Regions from separate parts of the Homo sapiens genome. Here all the other regions are linked to region 2. Evidence: chromatin contacts called from ENCODE Hi-C or POLR2A ChIA-PET data. All regions are on one chromosome and are shown on one strand. Each heading gives the region's core, a stretch centred on a gene start or an enhancer-like site at or near the end of the contact. The rest is flanking DNA. Distances are from core to core; before and after follow the strand shown.

Region 1 (4,865 bases), core at 1,255-3,754, 98 kb after region 2:
TTGATTTGCATGTCTCTAATGACCAGTGATGATGAGCGTTTCTTCATATGTTTGTTGGCTACATAAATATCTTCTTTTGAGAAGTGTCTGTTCATATCCTTTGCCCACTTTTTGATGGGGTTGTTTTTTTCTTGTAAATTTGTTTAAGTTCCTTGTAGATTCTGGATATTAGACCTTTGTCAGATGGGTAGCTTGCAAAAGTTTTCTCCCATTCTGTAGGTTGCCTGTTCACTCTGATGATAGTTTCATTTGCTGTGCAGAAGCTCTTTAGTTTGATTAGATTCCATGCGTCAATTTTGGCTTTTGTTGCCATTGCTTTTGGTGTTTTAGTCATGAAGTCTTTGCCCATGCTTATGTTCTGAATGGTATTGCCTAGGTTTTCTTCTAGGGTTTTTACGGTTTTTGGGTTTTACATTTAAGTCTTTAATCTATTTTGAGTTAATTTTTGTATAAGGTATAAGGAAGGGGTCCAGTTTCTGTTTTCTGCTTGTGGCTAGCCGGTTTTCCCAGCACCATTATTAAACAGGGAATCCTTTTTCCATTTCTTGTTTTTGTCAGGTTTGTCAAAGATCAGATGGTTGTAGATATGTGGTGTTATTTCTGAGGTCCCTGTTCTGTTCCATTGGTCTATATATCTGTTTAAAAATATGGAACACTTTGGCTGGGTGCGGTGGCTCACACCTGTAATCCCAGCACTTTGGGAGGCCGAGGCGGGTGGATCATGAGGTCAGGAGATCAAGACCATGGTGAAACCCCGTCTCTACTAAAAATACAAAAAATTAGCCGGGCGTGGTGGCGGGCGCCTGTAGTCCCAGCTACTCGGGAGGCTGAGGCAGGAGAATGGCATGACCCTCGGAGGCAGAGCTTGCAGTGAGCCGAGATTGTGCTACTGCACTCCAGCCTGGGTGACAGAGCGAGACTCCGTCTCAAAATAAATAAATAAATAAATAATAAAAAATAAAAATAAAAATATGGAACGCTTCACACATTTGCGTGTCACCCTTGGGCAGAGGCCATGAGAAACTTCTATCGTTCTGATTTTAGTATATGTGCTGCCGAAGCGAGCACTATTTTAATCATTTTTAAGTGCACGGTTTAGTGACATTAAGTACATTCACTGCCATCTATTTCTAGAATCTTTTCATCACCCGAAACTGAAACTCTGCATTCCTATTAAACACTAATTCCCATACCTCCCAGCCCGTGGTAACCACGGTTCCACCTTCTGTTTCTACAGAATTTTTTTTCTTTTTTTTTTTTTTTTTTGAGATGGAGTCTTGCTCTGTCGCCCAGGCTGGAGTGCAGTGGCGTGATCTCGGCTCACTGCAACCTCTGCCTCCCGGGTTCAAACGATTCTCCTGCCTCAGCCTCCCAAGTAGCTGGGACTACAGGCACACATCACCATGCCCTGCTAATTTTTTTGTTTTGTTTTGTTTTTGTTCATTTGTTTTCTTTGAGGCAAAGTTTTGCTCGTCACCCAGGCTGGAGTGCAGTGCCGTGGCAGTGGCGCAATCTTGGTTCACCGCTACTCTGTCTCCCGGGTCCAAGTGATTCTCTTCCCTCAGCCTCCCAAGTAGCTAGGATTACAGGCACACACGACCACATACGGCTAATTTTTGTATTTTTGGTAAATTTTGTATTTTTGGTATTTTTGCCAGGCTGGTGTCAAACTCCTGACCTCAGGTGGTTCACTCACCTCCGCCTCCCAAAGTGCTGGGATTACAGGCGTGAGGCACCTCGCCCCGCCTGTCTCTACGAATTTGACTCCTCTAGATACTCCACATACATGGAACTGCACAGTATTTGTCGCTGACTTCTGGCTGTCCTCACCTGGCTATGCCTACTTTGGGGGATAATCTGGGCCTGGGACACCACATCCCCGTAGCAGGCCCCACCGGGCCGCACAAACAGAACTGCGCCGAAGTTCCCCCAGGCTGTTACCCCCACTTGTTTAGGCTCTTCAAAGATGCTACCGGCCGGGCGTGGTGGCTCATGCCTGTAATCCCAGCACTTCGGTGGGCCGAGGTGGTCAGATCACTTGAGGTCAGGAGATCGAGACCAGCCTGGCCAACATGGTGAAACCCCGTCTCTACTAAAAATACAAAAATTAGTCGGGCTTGGTGGTACGCGCTTGTAATCCCAGCTACTCTGTAGGCTAAGGCAGGAGAATCGCTTGAACCTGGGAGGCAGAGGTTGCAGTGAGCCAAGATTGCGCCACTGCACTCCAGCCTGGGCGATAAAGTGGATACTCTGTTTCAAAAGAAAAAAAAAAGGTGGCACCGGCCCGGTGCGGTGGCTCACACCTGTAATCTCAGCACTTTCGGAGGCTGAGATGGAAGGATGTCTTGGGCCCGGGGGATGGAGGCTGCAGTGAGCGGTTATTGAGTGACTGCGTCCAGCCTGGGCCTCAGAGTGAGGCCGTGCCTCAAAAAGAAGAAAAAAAAAAAAAAAAAAAGCAGCAGCTACCCATCCAGCCGCCAGATGGCAGCACGATTCCATGGCCCCCACTAGCCGCTGGCTGCCTGGTGCCGGATGCAGTCCGAAAGGCGGTTCTGAGCTCCAAGGGCCGGCGCCGCGCGTGCCTGCGGTCCCAGCTGCTCGGGAGGCCCAGGCAGGAGAATCGCGTGACCGGGAGTTCTGCGCTGCAGTGCGCTGTGCCGATCCAGGTCCTCACTGAAGCCGGCATCAGTATGGTGGCCTCTGCCACCAGGCCGCCTAGGGAGGGGCGAGGCAGCCCCAGTTGGAAACGGAGCGCGTCAGTAGTGGCATCGCGCCTGGGAATAGCCTCTGCGCTCCAGCCGGGTCGACCTGCCGAGACTCCGCCTCTAAAACCAGCAAATACCGGGAGGCTGAGGGACGAGGACCGCTGGAGCCCGGGAGGCGGAGGTTGCAGTGAGTAGCTGGGATTACAGGCAGGCGCCACCACGCCCGGGTAATTTTTGTGTTATTAGTAGAGACGGGGTTCCACCATGTTGACCAGGCAGGTCTTGAACTCCTGACCTCAAGTGATCCACCCTCCTTGGCCTCCCAAAGTGCTGGGATTACAGGCGTGAGCCATTGCGCCTGGCCAAATAAGTAATTTAAGCAATTTTTTTTGTTTCAGAAAAAAAATTAACTCATAAAGGAGCCCCCCCGACACACACACACACACACACACACACACACACACACACACACACACGGGAAGCAGCAGTGTAATTGGAATGCCCACTGCTGAGGCTCTCGAATGAGTGTCATGTGTGCACATTTTGCCCCTCACAATGCACGTCAGACTATTAATAGGAAGCAGCCGCTGGAATACCTCTGGTGGGGTGTGTGCAGCAGGCAGCTTTGGAATTACGGTATCCCCAATGTGACAGCAGGACAATGGCTTCTTCACTGGCACTGTCCAACCACAGTGCTGTGGTTATGTCTCGAGGTCCATTATTGGGCGAAGGTCACTGCAGACTCAGGGAGGCCCAGGAGCTCACCCCAACCAGCTTCTTTACCAGGTGAGTGACCTCAGCCCTGCAGCTGGACTCATGGAGACAATGACCTCACCCGAAGATAGATGACCCCTGTCCACCGTCCACACAACAACTGAACTGGCCCCAGGTTGACTCCTCTACACCCTGCTTCCTACTGTACCCCTGTCAAAGGCCTTCCTCCCACCCTTCCCACTCCTCTTCCTCCCTGGCAGCCCAACCACCACAAATTCACTAACTTGTTTTCAACTCTTACAGGCTGCCCTCCTAACCCTAGCCCTGACCTCTGCCCTCCTAACCCCAGCCCTGACCCCACCGCCCTCTCAGGAGGCTTTACCAATCCTCTGCATGTTAGCCCCACCCAAGGAACAGGCCTATTTTCAAGCATACTAACTGTTGGGTGTGTCGCTTACCTATGCATATGACAGCCAATCCAACCTACCTAAATGACAGCACAGCTCCATCCATGGATGTGGCTGATCACATCTCCAAACCATCTTCCCACTGGGGACAAATTCTTGGATTTTTTAGAGACAGGTTCTCACTCTGTCACCCAGGCTGGAGTACAGTGGTGAGCCTCAGACTCCTGGGCTCAAGGGATCCTCCCACCTCAACCTCTGGAGTAGCTGGGACTACAGGTGCACACCACCACCGTGCCTGGCTAAATTTTTAATTTTTTTTTTTTTTTTTTTTTTTTTAGAGATGGGGGTTGCTATGTTTTCCAGGCTGGTTTTGAACTCCTATCCTCAAGTGATCCTCCCACCTCAGCCTCCCAAAGCACTGGGATTATAGATGTGAGCCACCAATCTTAGCCCAAATTTTTAACTAAACTCAATTAAACAAATGAACAAACAGAAAAGACTCTCAAACCACACACTGTCGTCTCTCACCCAACAGAGACAAGACGTCTATAAACCACCAATCTGTTTAAAGAGACCACCAAATGTTCAGACCATGAAACTGAAAGAATCAAAATAAAGTTGTCACTATGCCACCAACGGACAAAAGCCAGGAGCACACAACCAGGGGTCATACTCACTGAAGGTCCCCCACCCTGATGGCCAGTCAGGGGCGGCTTGCGGGTCTCAGAGAGGGCTCACCACCTGCTTGCAGTCATTGGGGATGGGAAGGTAAGTCCAACCCATGCCAGGTCAAGGCACAAAGACTGTGGGGGGAATGCACCAGACACATAAAGAGATGACTTTATTCAGGCTACTGCTATGGGAAGAAAACTCACTAATGAGGAAGGAGGGGCCTGGTAAATAAGAGACTCATGTGGAAGGCTGGAGGCGGGGTCTTAGAATGGACAAGGGCAAAGTGCTCCTTCTGGTCTCACTATTTCTCAGAACGCAAAGGAAGAGGCAATTTCTCAGTGAGCACCATTTCCCTGGAACCCAGGGC
Region 2 (4,784 bases), core at 1-2,500:
CATCTCACCAAAAAGACTTACCCAGCCACAAATGTCAGCATGGCTGGGTTGAAAATCCTGGTCTCCAGGAATGCTGAAGACTCTTGGTGAATGCTATGCTGTCACATGTATATATTTTGGGATGTCAAGAACTAGAGCAAAACGTTAACTATTGAACTTTAGTGAAGAGCACAAGCGTATGCACTATACTATCTTTTCAGCTTTTCTAAATGTTTTAACTTCTAAAATAAGAAGTTTGGGAAAAATAACAAAGGTGGAAACTGATGGTGCAGGGGGACCTGCCCTATATAATTTGCAGGAAAGGGCTCCCAAGCCCACCAAGCAGGCCTGGCTCAAGTGGGAAGCTCTTCGGGTTTGGGAGGGCGCCACAGGAGACAGTGCTTAGGAATTTGATGTGCAACTGGAATGAGGCCCTGCGAGGCCTGAGAGGGAACTGACCCTGAAAGACGCTTGCTGCACAACTGTCAACAGACTTCCAACTACTGAGGGGCAATGCTGCTGCAGTCAGCGCCACCACCAGAGTCTGCCTGCAGGCCAATCAGGCACCGAGGCCTAGGGCCATCCTGTCTGGAAGCGCGTGGGGCACAGGGAAGCCCGAACAGGGAGTTTCTGCTAAGAAGGTGGGTGCTGCGCAACTGAAAACAAAACTGGTTGGACCCACTGATCACCAAAAAGGCGCTGTCTCAGTCTCTGCGCCCGTTGATTTTGTCAATCTTAGAGACCTCTTCCGAACACTTCCAAGGAAGGAGCTGATCTGCACAGATACCAAGAGCTGCCCGGAGGCGCCGACCCGGAGGAGGCGGCACCTCATCCCGCTGCCCCCGCGCACCTCGGTGCTCGTTCTGTAGGCGCAGGCGCTGGTTGTACAGGCTCTTTTCGGTGAGGTGCTGGATCTCCAGTAGCCCCTGCACGATTTCGAACACGGTGCCGTCGAGAAGCGCCAGGGCCAGGTCGCTGAGCGTGGTGTAGGACAGGCGCTGCTGGAAAGAGCTGCGGGTAGGGGGGCGCGGTGAGCCCCGGCGGGAAACGAAGCCGCCTCCGCAGGCCTCCGCCCGCCCCGCCTGCGTACCTGGGCAACTCCTTCACCAGGCTCTGTAGCGCCGACAGCAACTGGTAGTGTCGCTCCTGCTGCCGGGCACCGTCCGCCACCTCCTCCAAGGCGGCCGCGTAGCGCTCCATGGCGCGGACGCCCGCTAGCCGCCGGCGGCGGCGACGAGCTCCCCCAGCTTCACGACATCCCGAGCGCGGCGCGTCCCGCCCCTTTTACGATTGTCCCACGCGCGGCGCGCTCCGCCCCCTTTTACGACAGTCCCGAGAGGGCCTGGCCGCCTGCCCCGCCCTGCCCCGCGCCCCGCCGCCTGCTTATTCAGGAGGCGCGCCCCGCTCCTCTGCGGAGACTCCAAGGAGGGTTTTGCTCAGCCCAGGCTCGCACCTGCCTGCTCCCCGCGCGACATTAAAGGCGAGACTCCGCCGTCTGGATATCGCAGGACCACGGAGAATCCCACCGGCCCTTGCTGAGTCATTGCGGGCCGAGGTCCGGGCTCCGCGCCGGCGCGCCTGCGAGGTGGACTGTCCCGGTCACCGGCCTCCCCAGAGGCAGGGGTCTCGGGCCAGAGCCCACAGGACCTGGGTCTAAGGCACCATCCGCGGCCGAGCAGTGGCGCTGGGGTCTGTCTGCGTCCTCCCCGCCCCCGGGGTGAGACAGACAGGACCGCCCTAGAGCCTCTGGGTCAGGACAGTCGGAGCCAGAGTCCCCATCTGGGCCTCCGTGGCCCCCAGCCCGTGAGCCCAGACTGCGCTCTCCCCGCTCCACAGGCCAGCTGCTGGGCCGGGGCTGGGGGGCTTCTGGTGGCTGGGGCTGAACCGTCTAGGAACAGGCTTTAATAGGAGGGGCTCGGGTGGAGGAATGGCTCCTGCAAAGGCCCTGCCAGAGTCAGGTCAGGTGGGTGGGCGAGAGGACCAGTGTGGCCAGGCTGCGGAAGCCAGCACAGGAGACAAGGGCGGGTGCTGTGCATTACAGAGGCTGCTGGGGGCTTGTCCATAGAGCAGCAGGGGGCACGGAAGGGCTTGGGGACGCAGACACGATCAGACTTGCATTTCATCAGGCACTCTTTAGCTGCCTGCTGGGTGGCTGGGCTGTGTGAGATGACCCTGCTTTGACCAGGTTAGGAATTATGACTGGTTTCCAGAGAGAACATTGGTTAGTAATTGGCTATGGGGAAGAGGGGGCGTTGAGCCAACCAACTGGGGTCCCCCTGAAGTGCCAGCAAAGTGTCTGGTTTTCTCCAGGATCTGTTTCCTCAGTCCCTGGCAGGATTGGCTCCCCTGCACGCCATGTCCTTGTGGTCCCTTCCAGACAGAAACCAGGCATGAATAAAGTGAATAATGACAAGCGCTCAGGCCACTGCCGTGGAGGGCGGTCCACAACCCAGAGCTGGTCATGCGCCGGGCACCCTGGCCTCCAGGTCCCTCAGAATGGCAGGAGCTGGAGGTGGGACTCGAGATTGTGGGAGCTGAGTCTGTAGTGAGTGACCAGGAGCCAGCTGGGGCTGGGCTTGGTCACTGTCACCTCCCCCGGAGGTGGTGAGTGGGATGATTAGCTGGGTGAAGACGCCTGCCTGTTTCACCAGTGTCCCTGCCCTCAGTCCCCCAGTCCATGAAGAGTGTCTGTGTGGAGACTGGGAGGATATAGGGCAGCCCCACGTGATGATATGTCTGTGGCCAGCTGGGCAACACTGTCGCCAGCTCCGGGGTCTGCCAGGTGGGGTGGGGGCTGTGAGCCACAGCAGGAGCAGGCCAGGCCTGGGTTTGGACACCTGCTCCTCTGCCTTGTCCGGGTGCTGATGCAGGAAGGCCCCTTCTCCAACCCTTGGTGCAACGTCTGACCTGAACCAGCTTCCCCAGCCCAGCAACACTGCTCCCCTAATGTGGATGTCAACCTAAAGAAACAAACTGAACCACAGTTCATATAGAGAGTTTGTCTGGGCCAAGGCTGAGAGAGCTGCCCAGGACACACCAAGTTGCCCTGGGAGTGCTTCATTCAGCCTTATTACAAGCAAGTTTTTAAAGACTGAAGGGGACAAGGAGTGGGCTGATATGAAGTCAGCAGGAATTCTGACTGCTTTCCAGAGAGAACCCTTAGTGACTGGCTATAAGGTGTTGGACTACTGGGTAAGAGTTATGGTGTCCAGCGTATGGCTTTTTATGCCTACTTGGTGTCAGTCTGGAACCCACAGAGCAATTGGCTTCAAGAGGTCGTTAGCTCAAGTAGGAGTGGGATGTGACTGCTGTTTCATTCCAGTGCCTCTCTGGGCCAGATAATTAAAGGGAGCTCACATTCCTCAGATAAAAAAGTTCCTTTCGCATTAGGAGAAATACGTAATGTAGATGATAGGTTCATGGGCACAGCAAACCACCATGGCACGTGTATACCTATGTAACAAACCTGCACGTTCTGCACATGTACCCCAGAACTTAAAAGAATATATATATGAATATATATATATACTTTATACATATATATATAAACTTCCATTGTGCGCGCGCGCACACACACACACACACACACACACACACAAAGTTCCTTTTCTTTTTCATGGACATGAGCAGTATGTCACTCAGGCATGGGGACTCCTGGGCCACCTCTGGGTCTTCAGGGAGGGCCTGGTCTGGAAGGAGGGGTCTCATCCTCCAGAGCCCCAGGGATGGGTGATATATGTGTAGGAATGGGGGAGCTGGTTCGCAGACGTGCGTTTCCCCTGTGTGTGTGGACACGATGGGCCCCATGGCTCTTCCCGTCGGGTGGTATCCACCGAAGGCCTTTGCTCTGCGGCCACTGTCCACCTCCACTTGGCCTCCCGAGTCCACCAGGCTGGCTGGTGACACCTTGGGTTAGTGTGGGGTGACTGGTGTGTGTTGGGGAGCTGCAGGTCCCCTGTCTCTGACACAGCTGTGTCTGGGCAAACACCAAGGTTTGAAGGAGTGGGTGCCTGTGTGTGTGTGTGTGTGTGTGTGTGTGTGTGTGCGCGCACGTGTGTCAAAAGGCTTTGCTGCATGCCTTTTGTGTGGCTCTTTGTCACATGTGCCTTTCTGTGTTTCTCTGTGAGTTTTCATGTGTCAGGTTGTATGTCTGTTGTGTGGGCGGAGAAACAGCTCTGCTGTGGGGCCCTGAGCCATTGCAGGATCCCCATAGGCCATGCAGAGGTGCACACAGCACCTGACCTAAGCCTGCTCCTCCCAGAACATCAGGCTGCACCCAGGCCACCGCTCACTCCGTCTGTCTCCCGAGACTGTTCCTCACTTCCTGCCTCACTGGCCCTGGTGAGGGTGAGGCTCCCTGCCCCCGGCCCTCAAAACAGAGCTGCAGATGAGGACGCCACCCAGCTGCAGTGTCAAGGGGCTCCTCCACAGTGGGTGTCCCGCAACGCATGCTCTCTGACCCCTTTTGTTTCAGTGTTGTCCTTTTTAGTGTGTGGCACCAGGACAGCAGGGAGCTGCCACCTCAGGCTTCTCTTATTTTCACTCTGTGAGTAATAAGGTCTGAATGAGAGGGGCTCATTGTGTCTTTACTGTCAAATCAGTCAGGCCTTGGCCTTGGCATGTCTTGCGTGTGCTTGACAAATGTATTGCTCATGGGGTCTGGTGGAGGCACAGCACCCTTTTAGAAGACAGGGTCTGTGCGGACCAGTTACGGGTGACATTTCCTAGGCACAGCTCTTGCCTAAGTGGTGTGGGATGGGAGGAGGGCGGGGCTTCCCACTGTCCCACCAGCAAAATGGGCTGTG
Region 3 (4,422 bases), core at 14-2,513, 110 kb before region 2:
ACTAACGGAGGAGGCTGAGAGGCAGGAGCTGAATAATTGATGGCCTTCTCTGGCTCAGGATCTGCTGAAAATGACACGGTGCAAGGCAGAGGGGCTGAGAGTGCTGACCACAAAATGCTGAGAAGCCACTCCAGGGCGGTCACGGCCAGAAGGAGGACCCCCACTCAGGACGGGGTCACAGGCATTTGGGGCGGGTGTCAGAGGCTCCTGCCCTGGGTCATTCCAGGGGGCCAGGATACCCAGAAGCTGGGCCTAGAGGCCCACAGGGCTGGCTCACCCCCACTTCCCTCTCACACGCCTGCCATCACCGGTGCTTCAGCCCAGCAACCCCATGGCTCGTTGGCCCCGTCCACAGCCCCCACTGCCTCCTGTGTGCTGGGCGTGGGCCTCTGAGCTCTACTCTCAGCCTCCTTAGCCCCAGGAGAGGAGTGGAGGACAGGGGTTTAACGTGGGGTGTGGTGCGGAGCGGGGAGGGCTGTGGCGCCCCCTCAGCCCCTCCTTTCCTAACAGCCTCAGCCTCCCCCCTGGAGAATCCCCTACCTGCTGGGCACATCTGGCCTCTCCCCACCATTCTGTCTCCAGCCGGGAGATCTCTACCCAGTGAAACAGTGAAACAGGAAGGGTTCCCTGGTTACCCCGCGCAGGGCGCAGGGCATGCAGCGGGGGAGTGGCTCGCTTCTTCAGTGCCCCACCGCTCACACCTCTAGGGGAGCATACAGACGGGCAGGCTGTGGGGCTCTGACCCCATGGCAGTGTCTGGGGGTGAATGTTTACAGCTCTTGAAACCCCAGTGGGAGTGCGTTACCGGGTGGTCTTTTAGTCTAGCGGTCTGTAGGTGGCTGGTGAGAGTGAGCTCAATTAGACCCCTGCCTTATAACAAGGACAGAGGAATTTCTGTATCCCAGGGTTTCTTGCCTTGGTGTACCAAAAAATTGGATCACACGTGGGCTTGGAGAATGAGTGCAAGGTTTTATTGAGTGGAAGTAGCTCTCAGCAGATGGGGGAGCCAGAGGGGAGATGGTTTTCCCCTGGAGTCAGGCAACATTCTCGGGATGTCCAGCAGCTTGTCTTCTTCCACCAGTGTGTTCCTCTCCCCACACAGAGGCTTCTGTCTCTGCCTTGCTAGGGTCTTGGGTTTTTATAGGCATAGGATGGAGGCATGGCAGGCCAGGGTGGTCTTGGGAAATGCAACATTTGGGCAGGAAATGCCTGTCCTCACCTAGGTTCGTGGGGGTGGAGCCCTAGGCAGGGACCACGCCCTTCTCTACGGAGCACTTCCCGTCCCTCCTCTGTATCATTTAAAGGGACCACGCTTTTCCCTTCTCAGCACTTCCTTTCCGTATCAACAGGAGGCCAGGGACTGGCTGGACCCCTAGGAGCCAGGTCCTACGGATAGGTGAGCCGGCCCCCCAGGGCAAACACCTCCACTGGGCAGACCTGACTGCCCAGAGCTGGATTCTTTACTTGTAAAAGGGGCCATGAGTGACACAGGCTCGGCCTGCTGTGCCTTGAGGAAAGGAGAGGCTAAAAATTCTGCCTTCTCTCCTAAAGCCAGCCGGGCTCTTTATGGTGGGGGAAGGAAGGATTTGTTTATTTGCACTCTTCTGAAATAAAAGTTCTCTATCCTCCCTCCTGGCTGGAGTTGGGAGGGCCCCATGGGTGGGCTCTGAGATGTGGCACACGGTACCCAGGGCAGGGCTGGGAAGGGTGGGGTGCAGGGGCCTCCCTGGCTGCAGGGCCCACCCACCAGGTGCCTGGGCTTGCTGCACTGAGCAGGCATGGGCTCTGGCCCCCCTCACTGTCCCTTCCAGGCCCAGCCTGTGTTCAGGGCCCAGGACAGGGTCTGGCCAGCAGGCCCCAGGCCTCCAAGATGTTCTCAGCCTCTGGAGTGTGTGTGATGATGAGCACTCATGGAGCTTCCTGTATGCTGGGCCCTGGGCTTCTGAGAGGGCCACCGGGTGGCGACTGAGTCACGAGGTGGAGGGCCAGTCCCAGGGACTCCAGGTGACCTCGTGTCGGCACCACGCCCTTCTCCCATGGGCAGTCCTGGGCGCCCCTTCCTGGCCTTGGGCCCAGTGGCCTGTGGCCTGACCCCGTCCACTCCTGCTTGGTTGTCCCAGCAGCAGCAGGAGCCCATGCTGGAGAAGGTGTTATGGGGCAGGTGGAGGGCCCGGCTGACTCAGATGATCCCCCAAGTTTCTTTTCAATGAACACTTGTTTAGTGCAGTTTTTCCTCCTCAAATCCCCCTCACACAGGCAGACACCCTCTTGGCCCAGGGTAATCTGCTGAGCCTTTGCTCAAATATAGCAGCTTTGCTGCTTTCTAAACACAACTAATCCAATTTGGGATTTGGGGATTCGAGGTGGGCAGCACTGGGCCTCAGATGAGCCCCCATCACCCCAGACCCATGCAGGAAGAGCCAGGCAGGGTGGGGCCCTGGGGCCACCTGGTGGGCTCAGGGCCAGGGCATCGCGATGTCCCCATCCTTCACACTACGGGGCTTCCTGGCTGCAGAGTTGGGGACTCAGCTGGGAATGCTGGCCATAGAGGCAGAGAGCCCCCATCCTGCTGGGCCAGCCCTGACCTGGCTTCTCCAGGGTGGCCCAGTGTCCCCTTCTGCCCTTCCCCTGGCTCCCACCGTCCACATCCCTCTATCTGCCCACCCTGGACAACAACCAGCACAGTGCAGTGTGGCCCTGCAGTGACACCACCTGCAGAGAGGTCAGGCCCAGCCTCCCCCGTCTCCTAAAAGGCCAGCAGGTCCCAGGAGCTGGGGGTGGGGCCTGGCTGTGGGGCCTCCATGCCCCAGGGGCCAGGGCAGACCCTCCTTAGCCGGCAACCACTGCAGATTCCTCCCCTGGCCAGCACTCGGGGACCTCCCTGCCCCTGCCCCGTCCCCCTACCTTGCCTGCTGAGACATAGGGCTCCACGGGTCTCTCTCCTGGGGCCGGGCTGACTGTGGCCTGCGAGGGGCAGTCATCGTGTTGGGTTTTCCTGCCAGAGGCAGAAACCACAAAATTACCTGGAACATACACGCCCCAAGTGACAGATTCAATTCAATTCCACAAATATTGACCTCGCGTCTAATCCACTCGTCCTCCAGTGCCAGCTCATTCCTGAGAAGCCCAGCCTGGCAGCCGCAGATCCCATTTAATCCCAGCCCCACAATGTCACCAGCTCGCAGCTTGGGAGCTGGGCTCATCCAGGCCCTGGCAGGTGGGGCCAGAGCTGGGCTCTGACCTCTGTACCCACACTTACCACCATGTAAAGTGCTGGGAAGAGGGGTGGGGAGTCACGGCAAGTTGAGGGTCCAGGCTTGCCCCAGCTCGCCAGATGCTCGCCCTGGCTGCCCTGACCTAGCAGCTAATCTCTGCGGGGCACTGCGGCTACATGGTGACTCCAGCACGGGGACATTTATCAGAAATGGAACTGATGGATTAAAGTGGAACCAAGCGAATTGATTTTTCTCCCTGGGCACTGAAATGCTGCGCTTAATCAAGCGATCAACTCCGTGGGCAGGGTGGCTGTGGGGACGGAGGTGGGGGACAAGGGGATGGTGGCCATGGTGGGGACTGAAAGGTGGCTATGGGGACAGATGAGGTGAGCCAGGTGGCCCTGGGGTCGAGCTCCAGCCCAGCCTCTGGCAAAGAGGCCCTGTGTGCAGAAGTCCGGGTGTGATGCCCTCCCCCCACCGATTGTGTGATACCGGCCAGTCCTGTCCCGGCTGAGCCTCGGTGGCCTTGATGTAACCCTGTGGGGTCTGGTGGCAGGGACTGATTCACTCATTTGCTCATTCATTCATGTGTTTGACACACACTGCAGCAAAGGAAAGGTGAGAGCAGCCACAGGCTGGCCAGGGACGATTCAGACTTCAGAGTGTAGCGTGCCCGCCCCTCCTCTTGTGAGGTCCAGCCTTGGTGTGTGTGGATTCCCAGGCACCCTCCAGGTCCACCCTCCACTCTGCAGTGCCCCGCCCACCTGTCCACATACTCTGTTCTGTGGTTTGATCGCCATCCTTCTGCTCTGCGGCCAACTGGATGGCCCAAGCGGACTGAGTTGGGCAGGGTGGTCATACCTGTGGAGCCTGTGGCTGTGGTTGGAGGCCCCGTGGGCAGCTGAGGCAGCCTGGGTGGGCATGTCCCACTGGGACTTAAGCCCCTAGGTGGGCTGTCCGAAGTGACTCCTGAGTGGCTGGGGTGTGCTGTCCTTCCAGCCTGGCCGTGGTGGCTGGGTGGTGTTGGAAGGCACTGAAGGAAGGGCAGGTGAATTCGTGCTGGACCTGGTCTCAGTGCCATGGGCCCCAGGAGCCCATGACATCACTGGCCTCATGGACTGTGGGGATTAACCCTGTCACTGGACACCCCCAACACACCCCCTCCAAAAGAAAGGTGTTGGCACAAGTGAAACCCCTTGAGTGATGG

What was found. Hi-C counts contacts between places; a loop is a spot of excess contacts on that map. ChIA-PET counts read pairs that join two places held with the same protein, here RNA polymerase II (POLR2A). Pooled maps may share reads with other maps.
Region 1: a pooled map shows a loop between it and region 2 (3-fold over the local background). The contact joins the enhancer-like site here to the promoter of DGCR6L in region 2. A Hi-C loop is called at or near these places in 6 of 50 pooled maps. POLR2A ChIA-PET finds 5 or more read pairs at or near these places in 5 of 52 experiments (A673, HCT116, HEK293 and 2 more).
Region 3: a map of naive thymus-derived CD4-positive, alpha-beta T cell shows a loop between it and region 2 (18-fold over the local background). The contact joins the promoter of LINC00896 here to the promoter of DGCR6L in region 2. A Hi-C loop is called at or near these places in 1 of 168 maps with a recorded cell type or tissue (naive thymus-derived CD4-positive, alpha-beta T cell), 1 of 37 single-sample maps with no recorded cell type and 8 of 50 pooled maps. POLR2A ChIA-PET finds 5 or more read pairs at or near these places in 1 of 52 experiments (activated CD4-positive, alpha-beta memory T cell).

Annotation. Positions count from the first base shown.
Region 1 is chr22:20,415,832-20,420,696 of GRCh38, forward strand. It overlaps the pseudogene RNU6-225P. Among named protein-coding and RNA genes, the nearest start is that of SCARF2, 20 kb to the right of the region's middle. Within about 2 kb of position 2,505, at least 6 of the 41 ENCODE cell types and tissues checked have a DNase peak (open chromatin) inside an H3K27ac peak, as active enhancers do; they include HCT116, where a contact is called at or near this core.
Region 2 is chr22:20,318,810-20,323,593 of GRCh38, forward strand. DGCR6L (DiGeorge syndrome critical region gene 6 like) reads right to left here and starts at 1,251. Exons shown (of 5, transcript NM_033257.4): 1 at 1,070-1,251; 2 at 830-990. The coding sequence starts at 1,179. RefSeq lists silencers at 597-891, 928-1,157, 1,288-1,417, 1,608-1,657 and an enhancer at 1,537-2,324.
Region 3 is chr22:20,205,069-20,209,490 of GRCh38, forward strand. It overlaps LINC00896 (long intergenic non-protein coding RNA 896), which reads left to right and starts at 1,264. Exons shown (of 1, transcript NR_026919.1): 1 at 1,264-3,469. It overlaps LOC105372862 (a long non-coding RNA gene), which reads right to left. Exons shown (of 3, transcript XR_938009.3): 1 at 4,077-4,422; 2 at 2,905-2,995; 3 at 950-1,177. RefSeq lists enhancers at 1,381-1,620, 2,829-3,359.